Regions from separate parts of the Homo sapiens genome. Here region 1 is linked to region 2. Evidence: chromatin loops called from intact Hi-C (ENCODE). Cell type or tissue: dorsolateral prefrontal cortex. All regions are shown on one strand. Links, peaks and the distances in the headings refer to the core of each region. The heading gives the core; the rest is flanking DNA. Region 1 overlaps TTTY14 (testis expressed transcript, Y-linked 14). Region 2 holds the start of TTTY14 (testis expressed transcript, Y-linked 14).

What was found. Hi-C counts contacts between places; a loop is a spot of excess contacts. Peaks named below come from ENCODE experiments on the same cell type or tissue, not always from the same donor. Only the 100,000 strongest peaks of a DNase experiment are listed, where the experiment ranks them.
Region 1: it touches region 2 in a loop (4-fold over the local background); 6 of 110 quality-filtered maps call a loop at or near these places.

What each region holds. Positions count from the first base shown.
Region 1 is chrY:18,998,019-19,006,349 of GRCh38, forward strand. The region is part of intron 1 of TTTY14 (testis expressed transcript, Y-linked 14); the gene reads right to left. Among named protein-coding and RNA genes, the nearest start is that of TTTY14, 75 kb to the right of the region's middle. In dorsolateral prefrontal cortex, for the core only: no CTCF peak of the experiment used is centred there; no DNase peak of the experiment used is centred there.
Region 2 is chrY:19,074,077-19,082,407 of GRCh38, forward strand. TTTY14 (testis expressed transcript, Y-linked 14) reads right to left here and starts at 3,471. Exons shown (of 3, transcript NR_125735.1): 1 at 2,969-3,471. It overlaps LOC124905306 (a long non-coding RNA gene), which reads left to right and starts at 5,780. Exons shown (of 2, transcript XR_007068460.1): 1 at 5,780-6,649. In dorsolateral prefrontal cortex, for the core only: no CTCF peak of the experiment used is centred there; no DNase peak of the experiment used is centred there.

The DNA.
Region 1 (8,331 bases), core at 210-8,209, 76 kb before region 2:
GGATGTGAGAGAAAAGAGACTGTGCATGGCATTCTTCGACCTGACTCTAGACAACAAGTGAGGGACTTTATAGAGGCAGCTGGCTTCTGTCACATTTGAATTCCAAATTACTTGTTCTTGGCAAGTGTGAGGCTTGCATTGTGTGAGGCTACCAAAGGGTGGGGTAAAAGAACCCCTCTGGTAGGGAAAAGAGCAGCACATGGCCTTCAAAGAAATCAGAAAGCCTTGATCCAGTCCCCAGCATTAGGACTGCCAGACATGACAAAGCCTTTTTACCTGTATGTCCATAAAAGAAAAGGAATAGCTACAGGAGCCTTGGTACAAACACTAGGGTCATGGTATCGGCCCATGACATATTTGCCCAAGTGACTAGACTTCGTGGCTATGGGATGGCCACTCGGTTTCAAGGCATTGGCAGCCACTGCCCTGTTGGCAGAAAATGCTAACAAGCTCACGTTTGGACAAAGGTTGATAATTCAGGTACCCCATACAGTCATCACCCTGATGGAGCAGAATGGGCATCGCTGGCTTTCTAACCCTCAGATGTGAAGGACTTTTATGTAAAAACCCCTACATAACCTTGGAGACTGTGAATACTGTAAATCCAGCCACACTGCTGCCAAAAGAATAGGCAGAACATGGAAAGCCACCGTTATGTGGCCCAGAGTATCACTGTTGTGTGGAAACAGTGGATGAAGTTTTCTCAAACTTAAAAGACTTAAAGGAGCTGCCCTTACAAAATCCAGATGTTGAATTCTGATGGAAGCAGCTTCATATCTGAAGGTGTCAGACCGGCTGGACATGCAGTGGTAACACTGAATTCAGTAGCCGAAGTCTGCCCTCTGACGGTCGGATCTTCGGCCCAAAGAGCTGAGCTAATAGTTCTCACTAGAGCTAATACTTCTCACTAGAGCATTGCTCTTGGCCAGAGGAAAATCAGTAAACATCTATAATGACTTAAGGTATGCTTTTGCCACTTTGCATGCCCATGGAGCCATATATAAGGAAAGAGGATTATTAGCTACTGAAGGAAAGGAAATCAAAAATAAAAAGAAAGTACAGCAGCTCTCAGAAGCCATATGGGCTCCAAAAGAAGTAGCAGTCATCCATCGCAAAGGGCATCAAACAGGAGGAGGTGATGAGGCTAGAGGAAACAGAAAGGGGGACAGAGAAGCCAAAGGAGCTGCAATGACAGAGGTAACTAAGATGGAAGAGGAAACCCTTACCATGCCTTTACTGGAGCTTTCCCTTATGGAACCCCCTAAGTACTCCTTTAATGAAAAGGCTTCGTTTGAGCAGGAGAGTGTAAGTTACCAGAAAGGAGGTTGTCAGAAATTCTCAGATGGGAGGTTTACCATACCAGAAGTAATACCCCCCGGTTCATAAAGCAGTTTCATCACGGAATGCATGTGAGAAAAACTGCATTAGAGACTCTTGCAGGACAGCCTTTCTATGTGCCACGCCTAACTGCCATCACTAGAGCCATTTGTGAGCAATGTTTAACTTGTGCCCAAAACAATCCACAGCAGGCCAACAAGGCCCCCAGGGATTCAAGAAACTGGAGCTACACCCTGTGAAAACCTCTTTGTGTACTTTACCAAGCTGCCTCAAGCCAGAGGCTACCGGTATATGCTAGTGTTTGTCTGCAGTTTCTCAGGGTGGGTCGAGACATTTCTCACTAGGACAGGGAAAACTCGGGAAGTAACGAAGATCTTATTAAAGGACATTATTCCTAGATTTAGGCTGCCTCTAATTTCAGGATCAGACAGTGGTCCAGCACTTGTGGCAGAGATAGTACAATAGCTAACACAGATGTTAAAAACCAAATGGAATCTGCATATAGCTTATCACCCACAAAATTCTGGAAAAGGTGAAAGAATTAACTGGACACTTAAACAGCTGTTAAAGAAGTTTTGCCAAGAAACTCATCTAAGATGGGATCAGGTGCTGCCCATGTTCCTTCTCCAAGTCAGGCGCACCCCTACTAAATTAACTGGGTATTCACCCTATGAGATAGTGTTCGGCCAACCACCCCCAATCATAACTCAGTTAAAAGGGGATTTAAAAGAAATTGGGAAATTAACCTTAAGAAGATAAATGCAAGCCTTAGGTGAGGACATGCAGGAAACAGAAGGGTGAGTAAGAGAAAGAATACCTCTTAGCCTCAGAGATGCAATACATCCCTTCCAACCGACTCTGTCTGCATCAAATGATGGAACCCAGCCATCTTCGAGCCTTTATGGGATGGTCCCCATACTGTGACCTTATCTACCCCCACTGCTGTTAAAGTTGCAGGTATCACACCTCGGGTTCATCATAGCCAGCTGAAACCAGCAGTGACCGCAACTCAGGACCAGTGGCCCAGTCAACAAAACCCAGACCACCTGACATGGATGATCCTGAGGTGAAACTAAGCCACTGCTGACAAGGACAACTGCCCTACGCTGACCACACCAGAGGCTGGTTGGTCCACACACGGCTGAACCTTAAGGAAACATCAAGCCATGCTCTTGTCACACATCCAGAAGCTGGCTAGTCTACGCATGGCCGAAGCCTGAGGAAGTCAACAACACAAAAGTAAATGTGGATTTAATTTACAAGCATACTGGATTGAATTTACAAGCATAGTTAATACTCGTACCTGTACTGATTATTTTACTGTCATGTTATCTTTGCAAATGCTGCCAAGGTTGTTACCCAGAAGGGTGCTCACGCATAGTATAAGTTTAATCATGTTAGTAATATTGAAGCCACTGACACTTGCACCTATGGTTACAAAAGGGGACCAAGATGACTGTCATCACTGCATGATAGAAGCCTGGTCCAGAAAAGGTATGACTAAAACTATGTTTTGCCAGACCTACTATAAGTGTACAGGGACTCATACAGGAATTTGTGTCTATAACCAGACTAGTTACTCAGTCTGTGATCCCAGAAATGGGCAGCCCCAAGTATATTAAGACCCAGAGTTCGTGCCCTAGAACTTCTGAAGTCCAAACTGGTGAACCCCTAATGCCATCATATACAAACCCCACAGAAATCAGGGTCAGTAAACCTGTAAACAAAAAAGAAGTATTCCCTCACTCGCATAAAGGCCCTGTCTCCATATATTTTGATGCCTGCCAAGCTTCACATCTCAGCAAACTAAATAATATTGGGACCATCTGTAAAAATCTAGGACAAGAAAGAGTCAGCCAGCAGAGCCACCAAGGCCATAACAGAAGAATCCAAAAAGGAGTGCCCTGATTGTGATAATCAGTGGACCACACGTGAATTTATCAGCACCTATACACAGGAAGTGTTGCTCTGTTTGCCAGCCAAGAGGTGAAGATAGGGTGCACAACTGGAACTTGCAACCCACTCAATCTGACAATACTAAAGCCAAATAAGCCTTTCTGGACTGAAAGGCATAAATTTAGGGCTATTAACCTTTGATCAGGCAAGAAATCTCCTAGGACTTGGTATTCCTCTGGTCATTACCAGGAAAACCCAAAGGATCCAAGTTCAAGTTAGCCCAATGCAACACTTTAGGTTTTATACATCTTTCAATGAACACTTTAATCCTGAAGTATCAAAAAATCAAATTCCTCCTATATCAGCTGAAAACCTGTTTGCTCAGCTAGCTGAAAGTATTGATAACAATTTAGGAGTTACTGTATGTTATATATGTGGAGGTACTAATATGGGAGATCAATGGCCCTGGGAAGTTAAAGAATTGATGTCACAAGAAAATTTTACCTTGCCTGATTTTGTTACACAATTCAATGCAAACCAAGCATTTGGCTACTAAGGAACCTCATCATTGGAAAATCTTGTTATCACCTGTTGGGACAAGGCCTTTCAGAACCAGGTAGGGGAAGCAACTTGCCTAGGTCAACAACATTTTGAAGAATCCGAGAAGAGAACACAATGGAGAAGCTTTACAGACAATTCTTCTGTGTCAGACTTTAATCGCTTTTTGCAGTTCCCAGCACTAAATCAATCATGGTACCAATTAGATGCTCCAAGTGTTTGGAGAACACGTGCAGGGTTATATTGGATCTGTGAAACAAAGGCTTATCAATTACTACCCCATAAATGGACAGGACCATGTGTATTAGGAACAATAAGGCCATCCTTTTGCCTACTCCCACTGCAGCAAAGGGAAGATCTAAGCTATCTGGTCTATGATGAAGGCAGAAAAAGAATTAGAAGAACTGTGTTTACAAAAACAAATACTGTGGAAAAAATAGAGACTAACATTAAAAAAGACATTAAAATAGGGAGCTAGAAAGATAACGAATGGCCCCCTGAACAAAATTATCAAATACTATGGGCCAGTCACCAGGGCACAAGATGGGTCATTGGGACACTGTATTTCTATTTATATGTTAAACCATAACATATAAATAGGTTAAATCATAAGGTTTCAAGCAGTTCTGGAAATTAGTCAATAAAAGAGCCCGAGCCTTAAGACTTGCTAGCCATACAGGTGACCCAGATGACAGATGTCATTTATCAGAAAAGGTTAGCACTGGATTAATCTTTTAGCTTCAGAAGGAGGAGTTTGTGGAAAACTTAACAAATTGCTGCTTACAAATTGATGACAATGGAAAAGTTGTCATGGAAATCACTGCCAGGATGCAAAAGTTAGCTCATGTTCCGGTCCAGAAGTGCTCTTGTTGCAAACTGAATTCACTCTTTGGAGGATGGTTTTCACAGTTTAGAGGCTTTAAAACTTTAATAATCGGCTTTGTAGCCATAATAGGTGGATGCCTACTGCTTCCCTGTCTCCTGCCACTTCTCATCAGAAGCATCCAATCCACCATAGAAGCAGTAGTAGACAGATACCACCACCCGAATAAAGGCTCTGCAAAGTACCAACTGGTATCCCAGGATGAGTATGTACCCACTCAAGAAGAAATAGTTAACAGTGGTGCTCTTTACTAATCTACATTTGTGCTGAGCACCAAAGGGCAGAAATGAAGAATGAATTAATGATATCAACTATAACTTAATAGTAGTAGTGATAGAAATTTTAAAATCCTCTTAAAGTTGCTGCAAAGTGTGAACCTCCTTACACTCAAGTTAAAAGAGAAAACAGCCTGTCTTCTTTCTGCGGTCAGTGGATCTTATCTATACTCCCCAACTTCACATTCCTACAAGTCCAGTGAGTTCCTGCTTACCTCCCTAGCACTGCTGCAGGAGCAGAAGATCAAGAAGTTTAGGTTGCAAGTTTAGGTTACAAGTTTTTCTCAAGATGTAACAAATGTCCTAATGCTTGATTAACTGCCTGTGTTTCTGGCTTCTGTAACTTGCTTCCCAACTCACGTAGCTCCTGACTTAAGATGTTTAAAATGAGGAAAAGTCCTTTGGTCGGGGCTCAGATTTTCTGGACGTATGTCTGGCTGAGCCGGTGATCATCTTAATAAATTCTCCTGAACATTTTTCATTCTCTCCAGTCTTTGATTGTCCTGCAACAATGCCACTCATAAAAATAAGAAACCATTCTTGTAATATTGAAGATAATAAAATGTTACTTCCTGTAATCATGGCAAAGAGCATTACTCAGAGTTACAGATAACAGTATGGTAAAATTGTAACTATTTCATTTAGGTGTAATCTACACGCAAGAAGCTGCACATATTTAAAGTGTAAAATTTGGTTTTGATATTTGTATATGCCTGTGACCACCTCCATCTGAAGGTACTAAACATTTCTATTAGTCACAAAGAGTTCCTGTACCCCACTTGCATCCCACGCAACCCTGCACTCTTAACCTTTTTCACTTGCCGATTGGTTTGTACAGAGTTTTATATTAATGGAACCATACACCAAAACTCTTGGCTTGGTTGGTTTCTTTGGCTTTTTTTTTCCTTTTGGCAATTTCTTTCTAATACAGTGCTTTGATTCTACACTTTCTTTTCTACTGCACTAGGCAAAATTAAATCTATTACAAAATTATCCTTTAGTGAGACTTAACTCCCAAGTTGTCTACTGCCAGTGAACCTACAATTCTTAGAAATTTCTTCAGCAGGAAGACAAAGAGGGTGGGGCTTTTGCGCAAGTGTTACCCCAAACCAAAATCTCCACTCATTTAAGGATTCATAGTCTTTATTATCCTCCCATTTATCCTGGAGAGATTACTTGAGGATGCACACAGGAAAGAAAATAACACAAAGAAGAAACATGTAACACTAAGCCAGAAACAGTAGCACTAATCCAGCAATCAGTTCCAATTACATTAGAAAGTCAATAGGCTGCAAGAATGTCTCCATGATAAAACTTAATTTATCTTAATAAATAGTATGAGACTAATAAGTTAATAAGGTAATGCCACAGATTTATTCTGCAACATAAAAAGGCAAGTAGAAAACACTGGGAAAGCAGAGTGAGGAGGGGAAAGAATTGAGGAGGGAAATGATGACACAAACGCAGGCTGGAGTGAGACATCATTCTGTTCAGATCGTAACAGGTAATAATAATAATAATAACCTACTTAATCTTAACTCTAAAACAATTATCTAGCCATAAATAGTAAGTGACATGATTCAACTTCCCTCTCCTAGGTCTTTGCACATCAAGTGGAAACTGTAGGAAACAATATTTTAATAATCACAATACTGTCAATGCAAATTACCTGGATCTTTTCAATTCTAGCTACTGACAAACATTTAAAAGTGGTTAAAATGATAAATGAACACTGGTGGACAAACAACCTTCTAAACACAAAACAAAGCCTGCAAGTGCATAAAGGAAATTATATATTTTAAGAAGAGAAAACACACAGGCTGGGCACAGTGGCTCACGCCTGTAATCCCAGCACTTGGGGAAGCCTAGGAGGGGTGGATAATTTGAGGTCAGGAGCTCCATACAAGCCTGGCCAATATAGTGGAAACCTGTCCCTACTAAAAATACAAAACAAAACAAAACAAAACAAAATAATAATTAGTCAGTCATGGTGGCACACACCTGTGGTCTCAGCTACTTGGGAGGCTGAGGCATAAGAATTGCTTAAAGCCAGGAGGTGGAGGTTGAAGTGAGCAGAGATCATGCTACTGCACTCCAGCCTGGGTGACAGACTCAAACTCCATCTCAAGGAAAAAACAAACAAACAAAAAATTTGCAGAGATACACAATTTCTAATATGAGAAGAAAACCCATAACATAGTGCTGAATAAATATTCTACTAGAAAAAAAAAAAAAATATATAACATTATCCAACCATGTAAGAATGTGGCCAGGGGAAGGTACTATTACAAAGGATTTATACCAAAATGTTCATAATAGCCAGTGCACACTGGCAGGTTATGAGGGTTTTTCTTCCACTTTGTGATTTATGTATTATTTTAAATGCACATATTACTATTAAGAATCAGGAATAAAAACTGACGTCCACCTTTTTTTTTTTTCCTTTTTCTGAGACAGAGTCTCACTCTGTCGGCCAGGCTGGAGTGCCGCGGCACGATCTCGGCTCACTACAACCTTGGACTCCCAGACTCAAGCAATTCTTCTGCCTCCGCCTCCCGAACAGCTGGGACTACAGGCGTGTGCCACCATGCCCGGCTAATTTTTGCATTTTTAGTAGAGTCGGGGTTTCACCATGTTGGCCAGGCTGGTCTCGAGCTCCTGACCTCATATAATCCATCCGTCTTGGCCTCCCAAAGTGCTGGGATTACTGGCTTGAGCCACTGCACCCAGCCAACGTCCACCTCTTTTTTAAAGGAATGCCGCCTAAGGAAGGGAAGGGACATCTAAACTTGGCAGAACGGCAGGTATCCAGGCTCTGCAAGGCAGTCACAGGCCGGTGGAGGCTAGTCTTCTCAGCAGGTAGATCCCTGCTGACAAGCAAATTCTCAATACACAAATACCTGTTTGTTTTAGTTTAATTATAATTTGAAATGTCACATAATTTGTTTCATCCACAAGGAACTTAATATTTCTCAGTAAAAATTAATCAAGGATTTCTACAGGCCATGTTGTGGCAACTAATATGAGACTTGCCCTCCCACAAAAACAATTATAAATCTTGTCAATAGTAAATGGACAATATTTATAAAATACCTGTTTTCAGAGATTAGATACTGTGACCTCAGGGAGAAGAGAAACAAAGCCACGTGTCCCACATAAGCCCAGCTTCCTACATAAAAAATTTTAACATTTTATAGGGCAGAAGCCAGGTGGAGGGACGCAGCTGCTCTGAATTTAGAAGGCTGAGGCCAGAATTTAGGGAAACTGACAGCATTTGCAAAATACTGAAAAGGGGCAAGGAAGAAAAAGAATTGCAGAAATACGCAAAGTGTCCTACTTGAGTATTACTGAGTGCTAGTATGCACACCATACAGGATAAGA
Region 2 (8,331 bases), core at 269-8,268:
CTAAAATGGCTTCTATGGGGGTCAGGTGCCATGGCTCACGCCTGTAATCCCAGCACTTTGGGAGGCCGAGGCGGGTGGATCACGTGAGGTCAGGAGTTCAAGACCAGCCTGGCCAACACGGTGAAACAAAAATTAGCCAGGCATTGTGGCACATGTCTGTAATCCCAGCTACTCAGGAGGCTGAGGCAGGAGAATCACTTGAACCAGGGAGGTGGAGGTTGGAGTGAGCGGACATTGCACCATTGCATTCCAGCCTGGACAACCAGCGAAACTCCACCTCAAAAAAAAAAAAAAATGCTTTCTAAGGCAATTATTTAGTTGCCTGAGTTCCAAGAGCTGAAGATTGACACCTTCTTTCATATGGTTTTACGATAAAAGCTAGAAAGTTGAATTGCACAGACATTCCATTTAAAATTTAAATTAAAAAAACACACACTGAAAACATTTCAACATTTCAAAACAGTAACTTTTAGTTATTTGAATTCATTCAATTTTTCTATAAAGTTTACCAAACGGGTCACAATTCCTACAGAACACTGACTACACAGCAATTTAAATAAGTTGATACAACATGCTGTTAGATAAGCAATGTATCTTCACCTATTCACTAGCAAATACCTTGCTATTAAATAACACTCATCCACTACACTTACCATTTGACCGATGAAGAGACTTATACAAGGTAATGGACAGACCTAAACACTTATTTTGGCAACCAAATGTAGATTATTTTCTGAACCAGCATTTACTGATACTCTCTCTGTTATTTAATGGATGATGGGCTCATTGCCCATATGCAAAGTAAATTTCCTCTTACATTTGATGAACCATTAATTTTACTATGTAAAACACCAAAGTACCAGTTGCAAAGTAATATTACAGGACTTGCTCAATCACTCTCAAAAGACACTAACAGAACTCTAAGTATTCCACGCAGCCAACATTTAATAAAAGAAATCAAGAGCTCAGAGACGCCAAATAAAATCTCAGGGTCTCTGATTTTGAACTATCCTAGTTATGCCATTAATGGCATTTGCACACAACAAAAATAGTAACTGTTTCAATAGTACTTTTTCCACAAGCAATATCATCTTACATGTTGGCTGAATAAGTCTCATTGCCTCAAAAAGGATCAAAAGATTCTAAGTTTTGCAGTTCAACAATTGTGAACAATTTTATTTCTCATTTCAAGTGTAAAGGATATTGCTCAAATCACCGCATGAAACTCTCTCCTCATGTAAGAAAGCCTGAAATCTGATTTCTCTACCAAAAAAAAAAAAAAAATCCAGTTCTTGCAAATGGATACAAAACTACTCATAACCTGCAAAAACCATGAAACCTAAGCATGTTACATCTTAACTGTTATAAGAAAAATAGTTAAAGCAAAGGGAGCTGTCAGAGAATCTTCATTTTCCCAGTGTCTTCCAAAACTTCTTGGAACTCGTATACAAGAATACCTTTCAAAAACACAACAGAAGCAGAAAACGTCAATCGGGCACCAGGAAAAGAGCAGGCCTAGAGAAAAACCTAGACTCCCCTGCCACCGACCTTCCCAAATGACACAGATACAAGCGTTAACAGCACAATCCCTCTGAGAGGGGATTGAAACAATGTGGCAGGTACGGACACACACACATACACACACACAGGACTGAATCAATGTGGCAGGGACACACACACACAAGACTGAATCCATGTGGCAGGGACACACACACGACTGAATGTGGCAGGGACACACACACACACAGAATCCAAGTGGCAGGGACACACATACACACACTCTCACATCACTCCCCACTCCCTTCCCCAACGCCCTGGATGATGAAATGAGAAACGGAAATTAACATTTCAGGCAACGTCTCACATTGTTCCTTAAGGGCAAGAGCTGCTGTTGAAGCCGCCACCGCCGCCGCTTTCCTCCCAACTCCCTCCTCCGACCTGCCTACCCTCCCCCCTAATAACCCCCACACTGTTGGCCCGCATTCCAGTCCCTACTCGAACCTACGCGCGCCTCCAGCAACCCTGCCTTTCGCCCGCCCCCAGCAACCCTGCCTTTCGCCCGCCCCTTCCGGCTGGGATCCCGGCAGCTGCCTGCTCTCATTCCAGAAGAGCAATAATAATAGGAACGCTGGCCAGGCGCAGTGGCTCACTCCTGTAATACCAGCACTTTGGGAGGCCAAGGTGAGCGGATTACGAGGTCAGGAGATCGAGACCATCCTGGCTAACACGGTAAAACCCCGTCTTTACTAAAAATACCAAAAAAATTTAGCTAGGCATGGTGGGGGCGCCCGTAGTCCTAACTACTCGGGAGACTGAGGCAGGAGAATGGCGTGAACCCGGGAGGCGGAACTTGCAGTGAGCTGAGATCGCGCCATTGCACTGTAGCCTGAGCGACTGAGCAAGACTCCGTCTCAAAAATAAATAAATAAATAAAATAAAAAGAATACTACTACTAATAATAATAGGGACGCTGAGAATAACAACTACGACCAGAACCGAACAGCGAAGGCGCCCCTGTTGTGTGTTAGAAGTCGGCGCCCCCCGAGTTCCGCAGCAGTCAACACCTGCCCAGGGCCCCCCTCGGCAGCCCCTCACAGCAGCCCCCGGGCTCCCAGAACCCCCAGGCGCTCCCGGAAGCCCCCAGTCGGTCCCCCACAGCCCCCTGGGGACCTTCTGCCCCGCCAGCCCCGCCCCGGAGCCCCCCGTCCGCCCCGCACAGCGGCCTCGGGTCCCCCTAACCGTCGCTCCGAGCCCCTCGAGCTCCCAAGCCCGCTTGGAGCCCCCTGTTGGCCCTTCACGACCTCCCCGAGCCCCCAAAGTCCACCGCCCACCCCGATCCCGGCCCTCCAGGCCTGACCCAAGGCCCACACAGCAGCTCTGTCGGCTGGGAAGGCCTGCAGGCTGCAAGGCCGCGCGAATGCCCCGGGCCAGCCCCAACCACTGTCCCTAGGCCAGCGGCGTCTCTTACTGGGATTCGAAGACTGGACGGCTCCCCGGCGGCTCAGCGGCGGGGCGCGAGCGCTGCCCATGCAGCCCGTGGCGGCGTTTCCCCGGCGGCGCTACCGCAGCGGGAAGGCGGAGCAGGCTCGAGGCCTGGCCGAATTGCGGGCAGGCGGTATGCTAGCCCGCCACTCGGCTGCGCGGCACCTGTTGCGGAGGACTACTGAGGGGGCATCTGGCCGCAAGCTCACCGGAGGCGCCTCCCCAACTGAAGATCTCGGTCCATCTCAGGGTGGCCTCTGACTCTCCGACCCGGCGCTGGTGCAGGCTGCATGAGAAGCTCTGGCCCATTGTCCCCGCACCCCACACCCCTTATCCGTCACAGCCATTGGCCCGCCCCAGTTGGCCGCAGGGACTGAGCAAGTTATGCGGTCGGGAAGACGTGCGTTAAAGGGCTGAAGGGGAGGGACGGAACTGACAGTCTCTGTGACAGCTCTGAGGTGGGAGTAGGAGGACGTCGCATTGACGATTGGGCAGGGTCCTGCGTAAGGGAGCACACGACCCTGGAAGTAGCGAGCAACCGGATTGGCGGTTTCCTTCGCAAACGTCTTGCCTTCTGGGGCCTGGCAATTGGTCTTTCCAAGTGTCGGAAGCGACGGGGATATGGTCTGGAAACATCTGGTTTTGAACATCTGGTATTGAAGCGCTGGGAGGCAAAACGTCTGCCCCGCGCGCCCATGCGGCGAGTGTCGGTCCGTGCCCCTGCTCAAGGACAGCTCGGGCCACGTGCGCCCCGGTCCCCAGAAGGCCTGGCTCCGGACTGTGCTGCCCTGGGGCGTCACTGGGCAAGGAGAGCAGTGGGTCGGCGTCGAGGGGAGGGGACCTGGGCTTCGGAGCGGTTGCTCCGGGTGGGCACTGGCCGCGCAACCCCTCTCCCGCGCAGAGACGCTAGCTCCACCGTGAGCGGGAACGGCCCTTGGGCGGGTTGTAGCGTTGGCTCCAGATTCCCTGGGTCTCGCGCACTGAGAGCCTGAGCCGCCTGAGGGAGGCAAAGCGCCCTGGAGCCGCGTCCCCTGCCTTGCAAGTTAGTTCTCCAACACGCGAAAAGGGTAGAGAGAACTGATGCGGTGACAGAAGCATTGGGTGAAGTTCACTTGGCACCACCCAATTTCTAATTCAGCCATATTTTTCATAGTTCTACAAACAAACGTCCAGCTGGGTCTGGGTGCTGTAATCCCTGCACTTTGGGAGGCCCAGGCGAGAGGCTGTATTGAAGCCAAGAGTTTGAGACCAGCCTGGGCAAAACAGCAAGACTCCATCTCTACAAAAGTTTAAAAAATTATGTAGATATGATGGTGTGTGCTGCTAGTCCCAACTACTTGGGAAGCTAAGACGAGAGGATCGCTTGAGGCCAGGAATTTGAGACCAGCCTGGACTCCATGTATAGAAATATGTATGTGTGTGTGTGTGTGTATTTAAAAATATATATGTGTATGTGTGTGTATATGTGTGTGTTTATATGTGTGTGTATATATGTGTGTGTTTGTGTGTGTATATATATATAGATGGGTGTGATTGTGCACACTTGTGGTCCCAGCTACTTGGGAGGCTGAGGTAGGAGAATCACTGAGCCTTGGAGGTTGAGACTCTAGTGAGCTATGACTGCACCACTGCACTTCAGCCTGGCCAACAGAGCAAGACCTTGTCTTGCTCTGTTTTCATATATATATATGCTGGGTATGGTGGCGCACACCTGTGGTCCCAGCCACTCAGGAGGCTGAGATGGGAGGATTGGTTGAGTCCAGGAGGTCAAAGCTGCAGTAAGCCATGATTGCACCAGTGCACTCTTTCCTGGGCCACGGCAAGACTCTGTCTCTAAAAAAATAAAAGGGCACAGACACCCACAGAGGGATGACCACGTGAGGATGCATTGCTTGAGCCTGGGAAGTTGTGGCTACACTGAGCTGTGATCACGCCACTGCACTTACCAGGCTCAAGTGATCCTCCTGCCCTAGCCTCCTAAGCAGGTGAGACCACAGTTTTGTGTCACCACTCCCGGCTAATTAATTATTTGTAGAAATGAAGTTCTAGGTTGCTCAGGCTGGTCTGAAAATCCTGGGCTCCAGTGATCCGCCTTGGCCTCCCAAAGTGCTGGGATTATAGGCATGAGCCTCTGTGCCCAGACCAACTGAATTCTTAATTGGTGTCTTGGTAGTTCATTAGTTAATCTGCCTCAGTTTCCTTTAAATGTTTGACCCTAGGCCGTGCACAGTGTCTCTGGCCTGTAATTCCAACACTTTGGAGAGAAGTGTTTGGGATACTGAGGTGGGCAGATCACCAGAGGTTAGGAGTTCCAGACCAGCCTGGCCAACATGGTGAAACCCTGTCTCTATTAAAGATACAAAATTACCCAGGCGTAGTTGTGGGCACCTGTAATCCCAGCCACTCGGGAGGCTGAGGCAGGAGAATTCCTTGAACTCGGGAGGGAGAGGTGGGTAAGCTTCAGTTGCACCACTGCACTCCAGCCTGGGCAACGAGAGTGAAACTCTGTCTCAAAAACAAAACAAACTAAAAAATACTGAGCTTGTCCTCTGGCTAAGCTCTATTAAGAAGGTTGTGTGCTGTCATCCTGTTGTACGTATTTGAGAAAAGTTCTAGATTTCACTTCTTGTCCATCTTTCATTTGATCTTTAACAAAAAAACAAATGGAGACAAGGTCTTGCTCTGTTGGCCAGGCTGAAGTGCAGTGGTGCAGTCATAGCTCACTAGAGTCTCAACCTCCAAGGCTCAGTGATTCTCCTACCTCAGCCTCCCAAGTAGCTGGGACCACAAGTGTGCACAATCAAACCCATCTAATTTTTTTTTTTTTTCACTTTTTGTAGCAGTGAAGTCTTGATCGCCTGGCTTCAAGTGAACCTCTGGAGAGACAGGACTAGCTGGATTTTCTAGGCCAACTAAGAATCCCTAAGCCTAGCTGGGAAGGTGACTACATCCACCTTTAAACATGGGGCTGGCAACTTAGCTCACACCCAACCAATAAGGTAGTAAAGAGAGCTCACTAAAATGCTAATTAGGCAAAAACAGGAGGTAAAGAAATAGCCAATCATCTATTGCCTGAGAGCACAGAGGAAGGGACAATGATCGGGATATAAACCCAGGCATTCAAGCCAGCAATGGCTACCCTCTTTGGGTCCCCTCCGTTTGTATGGGAGCTCTGTTTTCATGCTATTTTAAAGTCTTGCAACTGCACACTCTTCTGATCCATGTTTGTTACAGCTTGAGCTGAGCTTTTGCTCACCATCCAGCAATGCTCTTTGCCACCATCACAGACCCGCCACTGACTTCCATCCCTCTGGATCCAGCAGGGTGTCAGCTGTGCTCTTGATCCAGTGAGGCACCTGTTGCCACTCCCAGTTGGGCTAAAGGCTCACCATTGTTCCTGCAAGGCTAAGTGCGCGGGTTTGTCTAGTTGAGCTGAACTAGTTGAGCTGGGTTCCACAGTTCTCTTCTGTGACCCATGACTTCTAATAGAGCTGTAACACTCACAGCATGGCCCGAGATTCCTACTTGGAATGCATGAGGCCAAGAACCCCAGGTCAGAGTAGAAGAGGCTCACCACCATCTTGGAAGTGGCCCCCACCATCTTGGGAGCTCTAGAAGCAAGTCCCCCTGGCAACCTTTTGGCAACCACAAAGGGACCTCCAAAGCAGTGAGTAATATTGGACCACTTTTGCTTGCTATTCTGTCCTACCCTTCCTTAGAATTGGAGGAAAATACTGGGCACCTGTCAGGTAGTTAAAAACGTTAGCATGGTGCTGGACTTAAGACTCAGGTATGAGGCTGTCTGGGATAGAGCTTTCTAACAATCTCAACCCTTCTTGGTCGGGAGCATTGGTCTGCCTAGAACCAGCATCCTCTTTGATTATTCCTGGGGAAGCAGAGGGCTAACTAGAGGCAGAAAGCTGTCATCCCTAACTCCCAGCATTAGCTGTTTGAGATCATGGTGCAGCCAGAAGTCTCTACTCAACAGTCGCCCATGCGTGTGCCCCCACCTTTCCTTCTGATCTATACCTCCTGGGTCCTGACCATGACTTTCTTGAAAGTGTAGCCCCAAAATTCTCCTTACTTCTGAATCTACTTCCTCCAATCCCTGCCTCCTAATTAATAATGGTTCAGACTTTCATTTCCTCTAGCAAGTTGTATCTCCAAAGGGATCTAAGGAAGCTCTAAGCTGCATCCTTAGGCCCCTAGGCTATGAACCCAGAGAGTCTTTTCCCTGATATCCCTCCCAATTTATGCATACAGCTCTCAACATGGGCAGTTATGTGGGACCCATTCCCCACTACCCTTGCCAAGGCCCCAGGTTTCTAAAGGGCTAGCAGAAAACAGAGAGACAGAGGGGAGAGAAAGAGAGAGAGGCAAAGCAAGAGTCAAAAAGAGAAAGAAAGAAGAAAGAGAAAGAAAGATAGAAGAAAAAAACAGTGTGCCCTATTCCTTTAAAAGCCAGGGTAAATTTAAAGCCTGTAATTGATAATTGAAGGTCTTCTCCAAGACCCTATAACACTCCAATACTACCTTGTTGGCATTGTAAACAAGGTCATAACCTGAAAACACTGAGACCACTGGCAACTCGTAGCCATCCTATCAAAAATCCTTAACCCAGGAACCTACAGATGGCCCAAATGCATTCAATTTGTAGCAGTAACTACTTTGCTAACAGAAGAAAGTAGAAAAGTAACTTTTGGGCGAAACCTCTTTGTGAGCACATCTCACCATTTCAGAATTATTCTAAGTCAAAAAAGCATAAAGGTAGCTTACTAACTCAAAAATCTTAAAGTATGGGGCTATTCTTTAGAAAAAGGTGATTTAACATTAACCACTGAAAATTCCCTTAACCCAGCAGATATCCTAACAGGGAATTTAAATCTTAATTGCCATACAAAAGTCCGACCACACCTACGAGGAACTCCCTTCAGGACAGGAGGATAGATGGTTCATCCCAGGTGATTGAGGGGGAAAAAACAAAAATACAATGGTTATTCAGTAATTGATAGGGAGACTCTTGTGGAAGCAGAGTTAGGAAAATTGCCTAATAATTGGTCTGCTCAAACGTGCTAGCTGTGTGCACTCAGCCAAACATTAAAGTACTTACAGAATCAAAAAGACTGTACCTCAATCCTGACTCAAAAGGTTACCTACACCCTCTCTGAAATAAATTTGCGTAAGAACTGTTGTTTATAGCAATGCATATTGATGGGGCAGCTGGGTTGTTATGAAATACTCAGGAACCCAGCCCAGCTCTAGAACTCACCTATGAGTACAAAGGCAATGTTGGGCACACTTGGTAAAGGACCACTAGAATCCAGCAGCCCAGACCACTTTCTTTCTTGG